Regions from separate parts of the Homo sapiens genome. Here region 2 is linked to region 1. Evidence: read pairs that join two places in POLR2A ChIA-PET (ENCODE). Cell type or tissue: OCI-LY7. All regions are shown on one strand. Each heading gives the region's core, and the rest is flanking DNA. Links, peaks and the distances in the headings are about the cores only. Region 1 overlaps ERGIC1 (endoplasmic reticulum-golgi intermediate compartment 1). Region 2 overlaps ERGIC1 (endoplasmic reticulum-golgi intermediate compartment 1).

Region 1 (2,801 bases), core at 163-2,662:
CCTCGGAAGCTATGGTAGTGCCCCCATTCTGCAGATGAGGAGCCTGAGGCCCAGAGAGATGGGGTGACTCCTTTGCACAGTTGAAAATGATACAAGCAGGATCCAAACCCAGATCTGCCTGATTCCAGTGTCCTCCCTGGATCACACAGGGTGAGGCCCCAATGTTCCGCCCCCTGGAGAAGTCAACCAAACTCCTGAAACTCACATTTCTCCCCCAGGTCCCCGGCAACTTCCACGTGTCCACACACAGTGCCACAGCCCAGCCACAGAACCCAGACATGACGCATGTCATCCACAAGCTCTCCTTTGGGGACACGCTACAGGTGAGCAGGGGACACTCGAGATGGCATGGCCGGGGGTGGGCCTTCAGGGGCTCTGTCACCCAGTGCCCTCTGCCCTCTCTGGGCACTAGGAAGAGTTACCGTTAAGGTGACATCTAAGCCAAGCCTGGAAGGGTAAGAAGGGTTTCACCAGGAACAGAACAGGGAAATGGGTCCTAGGCAGGGGGCGTCTCAAACATCACCCCTCTCCTAGAGCGCCCAGCTGGTGGTTTTCATGTGAAAGACCCTCAAGGTTACTTTCAGAAAAATGGATCAGTAAGCGTATGTGACACGGCATGTTCTGTGCCGAGATGGTCCAGGGCACAAGGGCTCGCTTGGCAGCTGAGAGGGCCCAGAGCACTTGCCTGAAATGGGAGCCGGCAGGTGGGGTGTGTGGGGTGCGAGAGACCCGTGGTAGACTGAGGAAGGTGGAGACTGAAGGTCTGGTTGGTGACTCAGAGCACCCATCTGCAATGAGGAAGATGGACCCAGGAGGCAAGACTATAGGCAGGGAGGTGAGGGAAGGGCCCAGACCGAGGCAGGTGGAGGGGAGAGGAGCAGCGGTCTCGCATTGCCACGTGCAGGGGCAAAACAGAAGGACACAGAAACTACAGTCCCAAGTTTAGTCATTAGTGGGGTGGAAATCTGATTTTTTTAAAAAAATGTACAGAACTTAGCTTAGGGCCCATCCATCCATTCATTTTCTGTCCATCCATCTAGTCAACAAATATTTACAAAGTACCTACCGTGTCCAGGCCTTGCATACCTTGGTGAGGACAAACATGGTCCCTGCCCACCTGGAGCTTCCAGTCTAGGGGGGAAGACAGATGTTGATCAAATAATGGTACAGGCCAGGTGCGGTGGCTCACTCCTGTAATCCCAGCACTTTGGGAGGCTGAAGCGGGCGAACTGCTTGAGGTCAGAAGTTTGAGACCAGCCTTGCCAACATGGTGAAACTCTGTCTCTACTAAAAATACAAAAATTAGCCGGGCGTGGTGGCAGGCACCTGTGATCCCAGCTACTCAGGAGGCTGAGGCAGGAGAATCACTTGAACCTGGGAGGTGGAGATTGCAGTGAGCTGGTATCATGCCACTGCACTCCAGCCTGGGAGAAAGAGTAAGACTCCTCCCAAAAAAAGAAAAAATAAAAATAAAAATAAATGGTACAAATAAATGTGAGATAAAGCCATGTCACATGACAATGGAAGAGAACATTCTAGCCTTCTTGTCTCTGTAACCACCGTTCTCATGGGTTAGAAATGAAGCCTTCACACGGTCAGTCTCAAGACAGCAAATAGACAAACTTCCTTTTCCTTGTTGAGAAATTGCAGTTCCTTCCAGTTGTTGAGGAATTGCTTGTTGAGAACATGCAGGTGTGTTAAGTGCTCAGTAAACATCAGCCGCCTGAGACCAGGATCAGGGATTATGCCACCCCGCTGCTGCCCACTGCTCCTGGAGTGGCCACAGAATCATGTCCCCACGTACCTCTCCGATGTCTCCTCCTTCCTTCTATTCAAACACCTCACTCTCCTTCCTCCTGGGGGCCACGTGGGCCTGTCTCCATACTTAAGCCTTTGTACATGCTGCTTGCCAGTTTAACTTCCCACTTTCCTCCAGATCTTGGTGTCAATGTCATTTCCTCCAGGAAGGCCTCCAGGGTGTCTAGCTCGATAACCCCTGTTAACCATGCCCATGGTAGCATGCTCCATTTACCAGGTATGCCTTGTCCTTCTTTAGATGTTCCTTGAGGCCAACCTGGTTTCCCATTGTCCTCAGAGAAAAGGTGAGATGTGGTTTTCAGCCCTACTCTACAGCAGCCCACCCCACTGCCCGGAGGAGGGTTTTCTTCACATCTGCTATACGTTCTCTGCAGCAGACATGATGGGGGGCCCACAGCTCTGGGGCATCCCTGCCTGGACTCCTCTATGGGCCTTTCAGAGGACCCTGGGATCTCAGGAGAAACTTTCTGGGACCCAGAATCCATGTTCACTTGAATTTTCTGTGTGACTTCATGGAAAGAGTCCAGCTTAGTGTCAGACAGACCTGATTTCAGAGTTTAGCTTAGCCACTTACCAGCCGGGCAAGTTTTGGTGTCTTTCCAAGCCTTGATTTGCTCTTCTGTAAAATGGGCCCAATAATACATCATTAGGGGCATGAAATGAAATTATATGAAGGGGCCAGGATGGAGCAGCACATAGTAGGGGCTAGAGATGGGAAACAAGCTTGTGCCTACTATGTGCCAGGCCCCTGCTGCCTCTTGCTCCCCACAAATCCGCTGGAGCCCCCTTTTACACATTGGTAGGGTTCCTAGACCAGGTGGTACCTGGCCATCCCCCACAACCAGGGCCAGGCCTGGAGGTGGAGGTGTCCTGGGGACCATCCCCTCACTGCATTTTTCCACAGGTCCAGAACATCCACGGAGCTTTCAATGCTCTCGGGGGAGCAGACAGACTCACCTCCAACCGTATGTATCCCTGCTGGG
Region 2 (2,801 bases), core at 201-2,700, 75 kb before region 1:
TTGAAGCCATGTTAGTCCCCAGAACAGGAGTAAGGCAGCCGGGAGAAGACACCTGACATTCCACCTTCACTCCTGCCTGGGCATTAGGATTCATTGTAATTATTCCCATTTTGAGGAAATGGAGACCGAGAGAAGTTGAAGACCTGGCTCAGGGTCATACCTCTGGCAAAGTAACAAACCCAAGCCCTAGCTCTACTTTCCGACCCCCAGAAAGTAATGCTTTCAGTTAGATCACCTAACCCTGGAAATCTTAGTTGCTTGTTTTTGAGTTGAGCAACTGTGCTCTCTCTAGCAAACTGGCCAGTTTCCCTAATCACCTGGGGCCCTGTGCGGATCCGGGAGAGTCAGATTCAGGTGGCCTGGGAATCTGCATTTTCACCAGTGTCTTCAGTGATTCTTAGGGTCAGGCAAGCTGGGGAGACCCTGAATAAGGGTTCCCCCATTATGTTCCCAGCGTAACTCTGGAACTGGGTACCACAAATCTTTGTTAACCTAGTAATGACCATCACAAAAGCGAGTGATGGGACTAAGACTTCAGAAAGCCCTTGAAGATGTGTGTGCTCTAGGGATCATTGTTTTCTCTGCAGATGAGGAAGCTGAGGCTTTGGGGGGTTGAGAGTTGGGGGTCACACCTGCAGGAATGCAGCTCTTCTGAATTTGAATCCCTTACGTTTTCCAGTTGATGGCAGGAGTCATATGTGTCTTGGTGAATGTTAGGTCCTCACATACCCCCAATGACAGCAGCTGTGGGTCTCCTCTCTGTCCTGGTGCATAGCACAAGACCTCACCCACGCTGTCTGCACTCAACTTGTTTCTGGAAGGCAGGGAGGAAGGAAGCTGTCAGTGCTAGACATTTGCAGGGGAACAGGGGTGGGTAGGTGGTGATAGTAGAAGTAAAAACATTCACTCAGCATCTCTGGGGTATCAGGAGCAGTGCTACAAACTATAAATATCATCTTCTTCTGTTCTTACCCATCAAGTTGGGGCTTTTATTTGCCTCATTTTACAGGTGAGAGAACCGAGGTGGCGTGATCTGATCTAGTGTTGGGTGTGTCAACGTCGTGTGCTGATTAGAATTAGTAAACACGGAAGCTGGAAGGGTCCCAGGATGGGTTCAGTGTCGCCCTGATGTACCCAACAAGCCAGGTGGCAGGAGCTGGTTCCACCTTTCGGGCCTGCCTGACTTTCCCCAATTTGGCTTCCGTTGGCCAAGCTGCAAAACTGGGTCACACTTGAAGCCAGGTGATTGGTCAGAGCTGAGTTAACCCTGAGTCAAAGGAGGGCATGAGAAGGTTCGCCTACCCGCCCCCTCCCTGCCCCACCCCACCCCACCCTGGGCCAGGCCCCTCACAGTGGAGCCACACAGGCACGTCATCCTGCTTGGGCCTCCGCCTGCCCCACACTCACCAGAGCATGACAAGTCAGCCACCCGGGATTTGGCTGTTCTAGAGGCACTGTTCCATGCTGCCAGGCAGACCTGGGACAGCTGGGCTGAGGGCTCGGGGGAGTAGAGGGAGGTGGGCACCGTGTAGTGCGGAGAGGCCTAGGGCTTTGGAGTCTGGTGGACCTGGGTGCTGATCCTAGTGCTCCCACCCACTCGCTGTGTGTCCTTGGGCAGCTCACTTCACCTCTCTGAGTCTGTTTTCTGCTACAAATGGGGATACAACCCTGACCCCAAGCAGCTGCTGTGTAGAGTTAACAAGAGCCTCATATAGCCCTAGGTCTTATTTCAGTGTCGAACCCCTCTTTTCTTCCTGCATTTATGAAATTTCCTGACACATTTGGTCTTCTAAAGCGGAGGTTGCAAACTGGTGGCATCAGAGGTTGAGTTTTGCCCACAAATGTGATTATTTGGCCCTCACATTTTTAAAAAATTGAATTTTATGTCAGCATTTTTGAATGAAAATATTTCACATAAAAATTTGGATTTCCAGCCGGGCACGGTGGCTCACACTTGTAATCCCAGCACTTTGGGAGGCTGAGGTGAGCGGATCACTTGAGGCCAGGAGTTCGAGACCAGCCTGGCCAACATGGTGAAACTCCATCTCTACTAAAAATACAAAAAATTAGCCGGGCATGATGGCATGTGCATGTAATCCCAGCTACTCAGGAGGCTTAGGCAGGAGAATCCCTTGAACCCGGGAGGTGGAGCTTGCAGTGAGCCGAGATTGCACAACTGCACTCCAGCCTGGGCAACAGAGCAAGACTCTGTCTCAAAAAAAAAAAAAAAAAAAATTAAAAATTCAGGCACAGTGGCTCACATCTGTAAAGCCAGCACTTTGGGAGGCCGAGGCAGCCGGATCACCTGAGGTCAGGAGTTCAAGACCAGCCTGACCAATATGGTGAGCTCCCGTTTCTACTAAAAATACAAAAATTAGCCGGGCATGGTGGCATGCACCAGTAGTCCCAGCTACTCAGGAGGCTGAGACAGGAGATTCGCTTCAACCCCGGAGGCAGAGGTTGCAGTGAGCTGAGATTGCGCCACTGCACTCCAGCCTGGGTGACAGAGCAAGACTCCGTTTCAATAAAAAATAAAAAAATTGGATTTCCAATGCATCTGGAAAAATGGACCTCAGTGGCCACATGGCAGCCCAGGGCTGTTGCTGGGCAGACCTCTGGGACCTTAAAGCGGGAGATGTGAGAGCCAGGATCAGGTTGCAGGCCTAGACAGGGAGGTGGGGGGGTATGGTCACCTCAGGGGCTTCAGGTGCCCGAGGACCCCTCTGAGACATGAGGACAGTCTTCCAGTGTGACTGACTTAATTCCATCTAGTGAGGAGGTGGCTTTTAGAGTCTGGATGC

The links. Peaks named below come from ENCODE experiments on the same cell type or tissue, not always from the same donor. Only the 100,000 strongest peaks of a DNase experiment are listed, where the experiment ranks them.
Region 2: POLR2A ChIA-PET joins it to region 1 with 7 read pairs; 6 of 35 experiments call an interaction of 5 or more read pairs at or near these places.

What each region holds. Positions count from the first base shown.
Region 1 is chr5:172,923,787-172,926,587 of GRCh38, forward strand. It overlaps ERGIC1 (endoplasmic reticulum-golgi intermediate compartment 1), which reads left to right. Exons shown (of 10, transcript NM_001031711.3): 6 at 219-323; 7 at 2,723-2,783. Among named protein-coding and RNA genes, the nearest start is that of MIR10523, 10 kb to the left of the region's middle. In OCI-LY7, for the core only: no CTCF peak of the experiment used is centred there; no DNase peak of the experiment used is centred there.
Region 2 is chr5:172,848,986-172,851,786 of GRCh38, forward strand. All of the region lies in intron 1 of ERGIC1 (endoplasmic reticulum-golgi intermediate compartment 1), which reads left to right. Among named protein-coding and RNA genes, the nearest start is that of ERGIC1, 16 kb to the left of the region's middle. RefSeq lists an enhancer at 552-1,751 and a silencer at 1,250-1,319. In OCI-LY7, for the core only: no CTCF peak of the experiment used is centred there; a DNase peak (open chromatin) is centred at 1,176; H3K4me3 peaks cover 453 bases; H3K27ac peaks cover 768 bases.